Regions from separate parts of the Homo sapiens genome. Here region 1 is linked to region 2. Evidence: chromatin contacts called from ENCODE Hi-C or POLR2A ChIA-PET data. All regions are on one chromosome and are shown on one strand. Each heading gives the region's core, a stretch centred on a gene start or an enhancer-like site at or near the end of the contact. The rest is flanking DNA. Distances are from core to core; before and after follow the strand shown.

Region 1 (5,095 bases), core at 353-2,852, 63 kb before region 2:
TAAGAAGTCTTCTTTAAAAATGTTTAATATTTTGGGGAAAAGGCCAGATTTATTTTTGAAAGCCACCATTGCATGTCTGAAGCATCAGTTCATTTGTAACCAATCCTCTTCTAAAAACAGCAATGACATCATTGTACAAAGACTGTGGGATCCATCACACAGATTTCATGAACAGATGCATGCCCGAAACTCACGTGTTTCAGATCTATGATGCTCAAAGATGTCCACCTTGAGGACTGGGTTCTGAGGCTGTCAGTTTGGCCGAACTGTTTCAATACTGATAACCTGGAATTGGAGGTCAGCTCCTGACCACTATTACCTTTCCAAAATATAGTCTCAAAATGAGGCTGTGGTTCATCTTTAAGTCACTGACTTTTCTTTTTTTTTTTTTAATGTTAATGTTTTTTTTTTTAATTATTATTATACTTTAAGTTTTAGGGTACATGTGCACAATGTGCAGGTTAGTTGCATATGTATACATGTGCCATGCTGGTGTGCTGCACCCATTAACTCGTCATTTAGCATTAGGTATAACTCCTAATGCTATCCCCCACCTCCCCGCACCCCACAACAGTCCCCAGAGTGTGATGTTCCCCTTCCTGTGTCCATGTGATCTCACTGTTCAATTCCCACCTATGAGTGAGAATATGCGGTGTTCGGTTTTTTGTCCTTGCGACAGTACTGAGAATGATGATTTCCAATTTCATCCATGTCCCTACAAAGGACATGAACTCATCCTTTTTTATGGCTGCATAGTATTCCATGGTGTATATGTGCCACATTTTCTTAATCCAGTCTACCATTGTTGGACATTTGGGTTGGTTCCAAGTCTCTGCTATTGTGAATACTGCCGCAATAAACATACGTGTGCATGTGTCTTTATAGCAGCATGATTTATAATCCTTTCGGTATATACCCAGTAATGGGATGGCTGGGTCAAATGATATTTCTAGTTCTAGATCCCTGAGGAATCGCCACACTGACTTCCACAATGGTTGAACTAGTTTACAGTCCCACCAACAGTGTAAAAGTGTTCCTATTTCTCCACATCCTCTCCAGCACCTGTTGTTTCCTGTAAGTCACTGACTTTTCGAAAGTTGAGTATCACCACATGTATCTAATTTTTCCTTTACTAGAAATTCTTCATTCCCAAAAGTAAAAATAAAAACCTAAAAGACTTGCTTAATTTATATCCAAGGTGTGACTTCCCAAAGAAATGAAGCCTGTGACAAGTCCAACAAGCCACCATGGCTAACAGGCGAAGGGCACCCTAAAGGGGGCATGGCAGGGATCATGATGGCCTCACTGGGGTACAGGAGGGATGTAAAAAGTGAGTGGCCCTAGAGCACGGGCCAAGAATGAAGCTCCCTGGTGACAAGTTGCCTGGAGTTACTGTGACACCGGTCAACTAAGTTGGATATAATAAATTAGTGGCCATTTTCAAAGAATATATGCCACTTCTATCCCTAAAATTTCCACCTAACCATAGAGCAACGACATACACAGGAGATTTAATACAGGAGACTCTTCACAAGTGCTGCATTTCCAAGCCAGAAAGGAAATGGCCAGCATTCCTCTTGATAGGATTTGGGGAATATCAAAGATTAGTAAGGTGACTCATTTGTGTAAGTGGTCAAACCTACGAAGAGTTTCAGCTTTTCTATCTGCAGTGTACTTTCCTTCTTTTGTTTTTTGGAGACGGGGTCTCGGTCTGTCGCCCAGGCTGGAATGCAGTGGGGATCATAGCTCACCTGCGGTGTATTTTATTCTTCTTAGTGGTTTCCAAGCCAAAGCCTCTTGGTCTTTCTTACCATTTAGTTCATTCTGCCTCCCGCCCTATCCAACACATGCATACACTCACCTTTGTCATTGTACCTGCGTAACACAGGCACCATGTCTATGGATAATAGAGCACATTTGTCAAAAGGCTCTATGGGTATTTAAAATAGAGTAATGAGGTTATTTTTCCTGAGCTCAATTTCTTACTGATTAATACATTTCCTTGAGACCTCATAAATTTATAAGTGTGTGACTGGCTGAAATAAACAAAATATATACTATGTAAAAATCCAGCCAGGGAAGAATTCCAAATCTTCATCAATTTAATTTGTGTATCCCTCAGGAACTACTGCAACTATGCAAACTGTTCTAAGTCTGATGCAATGCAGAGAATGGTTATATTGGCAGAAAAATGACTACCCCCCTCCTCCCCAAATTCATCTGAGTTTCTGAATTGTTTGTTTAGCTGAAGATGATGAGCTACCAGCTACCTCTCTTGACAATGGTCCATCTAATCACAGCTCAGCAATATCCACAGCAGGAACACTCACCAGCAAACAGCCTGACTTTCAACTGAATTCAGCAATTTCTTTTCTAATGACAACAATTCCATTCAAGTTGGAGCAGTCACTGTGACCACATCTTTAGTGGCAAACTTAAAAGTTATAGTTTGTTTTCAATTGAATAAGACCTGAAATAACCTCCTCTTTCCAGTTTAGTCTTTAAATTCCTTTAAAAAGTTATCCCCCCGCTCCCACAAGCCCCACCCACCCTGCTCTGCCACTACCACATGTACACATAGGAGAGTTACCTATGAACTTTGCAAAGAAAAGATCTGTGTCATGGAGAGGCATGAGCCTTGGTCTCCAACACAAGCAATTCTAGAATTTCTCTCTCTTCCTTTGGAAGCCCATGCATCCTGATGCTGCAAGGACCATGAAGCAGCCTAGTGCTTTTGCTTTCTGGGTCCACTGAGCAGTCTACACTCTGTGCCTATGCTCCAGGGCCCCGGGGTGCCTCCTTACCTGCTCTATCCTCCACAAGAATTCCTTCTTCTGCCGCTCCCACTCCTGCCGATCTCTGTCCAGGCGGTCGAGAAGTTCCACCTTCTCCCGGTTCCAGTTCTTCTCGCTGTGATGGATCTGCCAGCGCAGGTCCATGACCAGGCTGTGACTGTCTGCCAGGAGCTTCTGGTGCACCTCTCTCTCCTTCTTCAAGGCCCCCTTGCTCTCAGCGGAGGAGCCTAGTTCTCCCAACTTGTTCTCAGTCTTCTCTTCCAGCTGTCAAGGAGAAGAGACTTAGGAATTCCCTCTCTGACAAGTCTTGCATTCAAGGATGAAGTCTCAGCACATTTACATGTGATCCCTGGAAACATGTTTAAACCAAGATTTGACCAATCCCACAGTATAAACAAATTTTATTTTTAAAGTCCTAATTAAGAGCGTTTGACACAGTCACAAAGAATGTTAAGCGGTGAGTAAACTGAGCTTCCCATGGCCAGCTTCCCTGCTCCACTTTCCTAGTCTAAGTCACCACTATCTCTTGCCTGTACTTCTGTGTAACTGCTTGTGGGCAGGTACCATGTCCGTCCCTATATCCTTAGCTCCTATATGGAACCTAGGGATGGGACAGTGACAGAACCTAATAGTTTTCAATAAATATTTGTCAAATACCCAGGAGGTTAAATATCAAAACCAAACAAGATTCTACATCTTATGTACTCAAACCTGTGAAAACCAAAGAGAAGACTTAAAGACAGGGAAAAATGACCCATGTCATAGAGGCACAAAGACGAGAGAATTCCAGCAGACTTCTCATCAGCAACTTTGCAAGTCAGAAGATGATGGAGTGGCATCTAAAGTGTTCAAGAAAAAAGATCTCAACCTAGACACAATTCTGTACGCAGAAAAAGTATCTTTCAAAAAAGAAGGAAAACACTTTTCAGCAAATGAAAACTGAAAAAAACAAAAAAACAAAAAAAACCATTGCCAACAGACCTGTACTTCAGGAAATGAAAAAGGAAGTTCTTTAGGCAGAAGGAATATACCAACAGGCACTTTGATCTATACAGAAAATAAACACTGGAAATGACATCTATGTAAATATAAAACTCATTATTTTCTGTTTTAATATTTGATTATCTAAAGCAAAAATTGTTACAGTGTGTTGTGTGTTTACAGAATATGTAGAGGTAAACTATGACAGCAATGGCACAGAGGATGGGAAGGAACTGGGAATACACTGTTGCAATTTCCTCAGGCAGCATGAAAAGTAGCCTAATAGGACTTCAAGGTAGACTCTGATTAATTAAATACGTATATTATAAACCCTAGGGCAAACACTAAAACTGCACAACAGCTTGCTGTTCAGTGTCTCGTTTTTATCCTCATAAGCAATCTCTTATATTTCATTAAGTGCACAATTTTAACAAATTGTATACTTTTCAAAGGAAGGCCTTTCACATAGATTGCCTCATTTGGTGTCTACTGCAATCCTGTAAATACGTATAGGTATCCTTATTCCCAGTTTATTTGTGAAGAAATGGCAGCTCAGTGCTTTAGGGACTTGCCTAAGGGACATGGTAAGTCAGTAACCATTATTCCTATGTAGAGTTCAATTAACTTTCTTAAAATGAGTTACTTCAAGACCCACTAAAATAATTCATAGCTGATTATCCATGTCTGAAAAGATTCTTTTAACTTTTTTGAGACCATAGATATATATATGTATATATATATAAAGATTAATGACTTAAACCACCCAGTATTATTCTATTTAGAAAGATGTCTGTATCAGTGCTGTAGTTTGGATGTTTGTCCCCCAAACTTCACGTTGAAATCTGATCCCCAGTGTCGGAGATGGGGCCTAGTGGGAGGTGTCTGGGTCATGTGGGTGGACTGTGCATGAACAGATTCATGCCCTGCGGCGGGGAGTGAGTAACCTCTCCCTCTATTATTTCTTTAAGAGCTGGTTGTTTAAAAGAGCCTGGCACCTCCGCCCACCTGTACTTCCTTTCTTGCCATGTGATCTGCACACATCGGCTCCCCTTTGCCTTTTGCTGAGTGGAAGCAGCCTGGCCCTCTCCAGCAGCAGATGCTGGCACCATGCTTCTTGTGCAGCTTGCAGAACTGTAAGCTAAATAAACCTTGTTGTTAAATAAATCACCCAGCCTCAGGTATTCCTTTATTGCAACAGTAAACGGACTAAGACAGGCTGCTGAGTGGTGTGCTCAGTTAAACTGGAAGTTTTTGCTCACAAGGGACTCACTGGGAGAGAGCTAACATCGAATCTCGCCTCTGTAATAAAGGCAAATGCT
Region 2 (5,159 bases), core at 2,437-4,936:
AGAATTGGGAAGAAAAAGGCAACATTAGATAGCAGGCATTTTGCAGAACTGCACGCATCTATACTAAAGCTACTAGGAACCTGGGTGGCTATGGCTGCAAAAATACAAATTTAAAACTCTGCATCTATCATAAGATTCCATCAAAATCTTACAAAACGACTTGGTTCCCTTTTCTCTCTGACATTACTGGTATCTCATTACCAGGCACTTGATGGATTTACTTTGCTTGTTTCCTGTAATGCTGTCTCATCATTCTAACATGTTATAAAGCCAAGGGCAAGAACTGAACCCTTTACTTCTTCCATATTCCCAAAAGCTCCTGGTAGAGTATTATACACTTATACACATGGGGTTATTTTATAGATGCTTGCTTAAAAATAAAGGAGAGGCCAGGCGCGGTGGCTCACGCCTGTAATCCCAGCACTTTGGGAAGCCAAGGTGGGCAGATCGCTTGAGGCCAGGAGTTCGAGACCAGCCTGGGCAACACGGTGAAACCCCGTCTCTATTAAAATTACAAAAATTAGCCAGGCGTGGTGGTGCACACCTGTGATCCCAGCTATGCAGGAGGCTGAGACACCAGAATTGCTTGAACTCAGGATGTAAAGGTTGCAGTGAGGCAAGACAGTGCCACTGCACTCCAGCCTGGGCGAAAGAACAAGACCGTGTCTCAAAATAAATAAATAAATAAATAGGAAGTAGGGGGAAAATTTCAACCAGTTGCTTGTCACGTAAGTCTGTATGAAAAGCAATAAAATTTTCAGTTTGAAATAAGAATTAATACATATTTTAAATTTGAAGTATATCACCAAATGGTATGAAATGGTCCCATATTAACAGTCACAAATTGTAACAGTCCTCTCAGATTTTTACCTACAGTATCATTATTTTTATATATTTATGTCACTAGGAGACAGTCTTCATGGGCCTCTTACACTCCTACACAGCTTGCTGGGTGTGTCGTGAATGCAAGGCTGGAACCATACACTACCTGGACTATTTCTCAGGACCGTGTTTGCAGTGAGAAACCTTGATGGCTGAGGTGATGTCTCCCTCTGCAACAAAGAGCAGGCTTGCTTACTATAAAATGGCTATAACATGGTGGGTTCTCCAGGCTCAGTGTTCCCCAGCTGTGACACCACAGCTCACATCAGGGGCTCTCTGATGTCACCAGGTAAAAAGGACCAGGGAGTCAGGGCAGAGCTGGACTGTCTTTCAAAGGCATCCATCTGGGCCCATTGGGTCATGCTTACTGGATGTGGGGACAAGGAAAACTGACTGTGCTGATGCTGCCTGCTGTGCCCTGAGTAATGAGTCCTTTGTCTCTGATCCAGGAGTCTCATGTCTTCTGCCAGCATCCACGGAATGGTAGGAGGCTAGCTTGTTAGCTTGTGAGTACAGTAAAATCAAATCCCAGATCTGTCAATACCTTTATTTCAAACAATAAGTGTCTCCCATTTTTTAAAAAATTGACATCATAGTTGATTCATAGGTAAACAACTGGATTAGAAGGCCATGCCTCTAACAGTGGAATGTAGCACTGGCTATTTTAAACAATGATTTTAGCATTTTATGAAAACGTTCTCACCCATGTTGGGCTTCCCTGGGTCCAGGTATGAATGTGCATGAAGACTTCTGTCTGTGCCAGAAGTTCGGGATTATTTGTTCTACTCTCATCTCTTTCTGTGGGCTGCTGTGGCTCTGCTTGAGGCCACCTGGTCTTATAGCCTTAGGGGTCTATAGTAAAAACCATCCTCTTTATACAGGAGCAGGTCAGGATGGCCATGTTCGATACGGCGACGTCTCCACGCATTTGCCTGTTTGCCCACTGTATTTTCTGAGGTTGCTCATGTCCAGCTCTTTGTGGCACTGTACTCAGGCCTCATTATGGCTCACTGTGCACTGTCCAAAGCCCAGAGCCACCTTGTGTCACTCCTCTTGGAGGCAGGGGATATGTTGTTTGTAGAAATAGCCTACGCACCCAGCAATAGGGTGCCTGAACCCCAGGAGCAACTGGTAGCATCTGATAAGTGGCTGAATTGATTCTTCATCATTTCTAGACTGTCTTTATGACAATATTTTTCAATATCATTCTATTGTGTTTAACAATTGGGATGGTAACAAGAAAGATTTTTAAATAGTTACCCCCCAAGAACCTTGGAAATACTCTGTGGGTCTGTAGCATACAAACTCAGCCCTCTAAGACAGCAGACATTTGCACTCTTTAACTTGCTATGCCACATGCATTCCTCTGGGACAAGTGCCAGGCCAGGCCTTCTTAAAACTTTCCTTCAAATCAAACATAAAAAAGAGAGGCACAGTTGCTAAAGAAAGCAATAACACAAAAAAAATTCGATTTAAAAGTTATGTTAACAACTATCAGTTCCTATTCAACTAGTACATGGAAGTTTAAATAGTAAAAGAGAAAACTTTAACAAATTTTTCAAAACCACTGCTCAGTACTTTGGATAGGCAGATGACTTTTTATAAAGTCACAATATTTACACATCTTACTCAAAATAAAACTTTTTAATGTTCTAACTTAAAACACTGGATTATATTTAGTTTTATCTCATACTCAGCAAGTCAATGCTGACCTGGCCCTCTTCTCCCCAAATCAGCCATCTCTATCTCTGTCATCGGGATGTCCTAGAGTCAAAGCTCTGGGGTCCTTTCCATCCCGCTCCTTCTTTACCTTTCAGCCTTATAGATTTATCAACAACCTCTTTTCAAATATCCCTCTGGGGCCTTCTTTTGACAGAACACACACCAGCTATGTCCAAACATGCTAAAATTCTGAACAAACATTCAAGTGAAAGTGCAGTCTGCAGCAGCTTGGCCTTAAACGTTTCTTTTCCGCGTCACCGCTGCCCTGAGCTAAGTCTTCAACACCTCGTGTGCAGGTCAATGAAACAACTTTCACAAGCGAATCCCACGGCTCCATCTGCCCCAACTCAGAGCATTTCTAACCTCGTCTAGTCTTCATAACAGCAAAAAAGATTGTTTTTGTATTGTGATGTCCCCCTCTTCTGCAACAGCAGCCAACCTCACTTCAACTGTACCCCCCACATCTGCCTCACACCTACCCCGTCCTGCACTGGACCAGGTGACTCAGACCAATGAGAAAATTCACCTCGGATTTCCTTGACTATTGAAGGGAATGGAGCTAAAACCCTCAAAACCAAAAAGCGTTTGTTTTTAGAGTGTTGATGACATGAGTGTCAAAAATTGCAGTCCAGGGAGAAACTATAGCACAAAATGTCAGTTATCTTGTCCCAAAACAATACCATTCTATTCTGGAAGGATTTAGGTGGCCCACTTTTGAGCAGTAACAGTAGCGGCAACATCACTTACATCCTCAGAAGCACAGATCAAGCATCGCGTTTCACTCCTGGGTGGTCACCAAAAGAGGCATGTTTAATGTCTACGCATGCAAAACTTAAAACAGACAACTGAGGACCTGGTGAAATATCCTTCTGGAGCCTTCTTTTGACAGAACACACACAAGCTATGTCCAAACATGTCGAAAATTCTACATAAACATCCAAGTGAAAGTGCAAAGTCATCAGCAGCCTGAGCCTTACAGACCTTTTTTGCATAAATATTTTGTTCTCAACAGAATCCAGACACAGTCCATGTGCGGAAAAGATGTGTGCATGAGTCATGCACACATGCAGTCAGATGCCCACACCCACTGGTCCTTCTGGGGGCCCGCTGCCCAGGGCACTGTCCACCCCATCCTCCTCCTCCTTGGAGCACGAGAGGGCCTGGCCACGGTGCACACTGCATCTGTCCACCCTACCCAGCACTCAGGCCGCCTTGCCAGTAACTTTATCAACGCATCCAGAGAAGGCAACTGCAGGCCTCACTCCCAGCTATGCCAAAGGGGGACCAGCTTGGGACTCCCGGAAATAAATTCAGTTTTACCAGCAAGTCATTTCCCTGTAATGAAAATAAAGCACTCTTATAAGCCAAGACTCCCTTAAATCAGACACATAATCTGATTATAACTGCAATGCATTCAAAAAGCATGTTCATAATCTTGTTACAACTTTTCCCATGCCTAGAAAAATGTTCTCAAGACCGTTGCAGGGCAGTGTCCTCTGGATATAGGCATTTGGGGTCCAGGTTGGTAACCCCAAGGAAGAACTGGTAGCATTCAACACCTCCTCCCTGCCCTCCATCTGATTAGAAGATAGAAACTTCCTTCCTTCCTCTGCACCTCCAGCCAGCCAGGAGACAAGCGCAGAATGCACTGGCCCGAGCTGCCCAGCCTTTTCTGCATGGTGCCCAGGGCACAGAGAGCAGCAGGTGGGGCCCCACCCTGGAGGAGGGGCACCCTCCAGGACCGGGCTCTCTCCAGGCATATTTCGCTTAGGCAGTCACACCAGGGAAAGACATAAAATGACATTACTGGCCGGGCACAGAGACTCACGTCTGTAATCCCAGCATTCTGGGAGGCTGAGGCGGGCAGATCACTTGAGGTCAGGAGTTCGAGACCAGCCTGGCCAACATGGTGAAACCCTGTCTCTACTAAAAATACAAAAATTAGCCAGTGTGGTGGCATGAGCCTGTAATCCCAGCTTCTCAGTGGGAGGCTGAGGTGGGAGGATCACTTGAACCCAGGAGGCAAAGGTTGCAGTGAGCCGCGATCACACCACTGCACTCCAGCCTGGGTGATGGAATGAGACTCTGTCTCAAAATAATATAAATAAAAATAAAAACAAATATAAAAAATAAAATGACATTACCATCCAGCTAACAGCAACTTTAATATTCCCTATGGGTTAACAGAAACAAACTGAAAATACAGTTTTATGTTAGTCTTAGTAGTAAAGTTACTCTTAGAGCAAAGCTTTATTTTACTGAAACATCGAAACAAGTTTATAGCTGGGTCCCAACAACTCAGTTTTACAGTTGCAGACACTGAAGTTCAAGCCATTAAGCAACCTGCCCGAAGTCCCATAGTTGCCAAGGAAAGAATAGGCCCCCATGTCTGTACGATCCAGGATCATGCCCTAAGCCCTGTTCGCTGGGGTCCAGGGCCAGGGCCAGTGGGAGGCACTGTGCTTACAGGTATTTACAGGTGGCCAAACCCCATCCCTGTGCTCTTGTCACTCTCTCGGGCCCACCATTGGATCTGCCCAAGCTCAGGCTCTGCT

The links. Hi-C counts contacts between places; a loop is a spot of excess contacts on that map. ChIA-PET counts read pairs that join two places held with the same protein, here RNA polymerase II (POLR2A). Pooled maps may share reads with other maps.
Region 1: a map of A673 shows a loop between it and region 2 (2.9-fold over the local background). The contact joins two enhancer-like sites. A Hi-C loop is called at or near these places in 5 of 168 maps with a recorded cell type or tissue (A673, HCT116, IMR-90 and 2 more) and 1 of 50 pooled maps. POLR2A ChIA-PET finds 5 or more read pairs at or near these places in 8 of 52 experiments (AG04449, AG04450, BJ and 5 more).

The regions. Positions count from the first base shown.
Region 1 is chr18:8,810,943-8,816,037 of GRCh38, reverse strand. It overlaps MTCL1 (microtubule crosslinking factor 1), which reads right to left. Exons shown (of 15, transcript NM_001395333.1): 11 at 2,805-3,059. Among named protein-coding and RNA genes, the nearest start is that of GACAT2, 110 kb to the right of the region's middle. Within about 2 kb of position 1,602, at least 2 of the 41 ENCODE cell types and tissues checked have a DNase peak (open chromatin) inside an H3K27ac peak, as active enhancers do.
Region 2 is chr18:8,749,599-8,754,757 of GRCh38, reverse strand. The region is part of intron 3 of MTCL1 (microtubule crosslinking factor 1); the gene reads right to left. Among named protein-coding and RNA genes, the nearest start is that of GACAT2, 45 kb to the right of the region's middle. Within about 2 kb of position 3,686, at least 5 of the 41 ENCODE cell types and tissues checked have a DNase peak (open chromatin) inside an H3K27ac peak, as active enhancers do.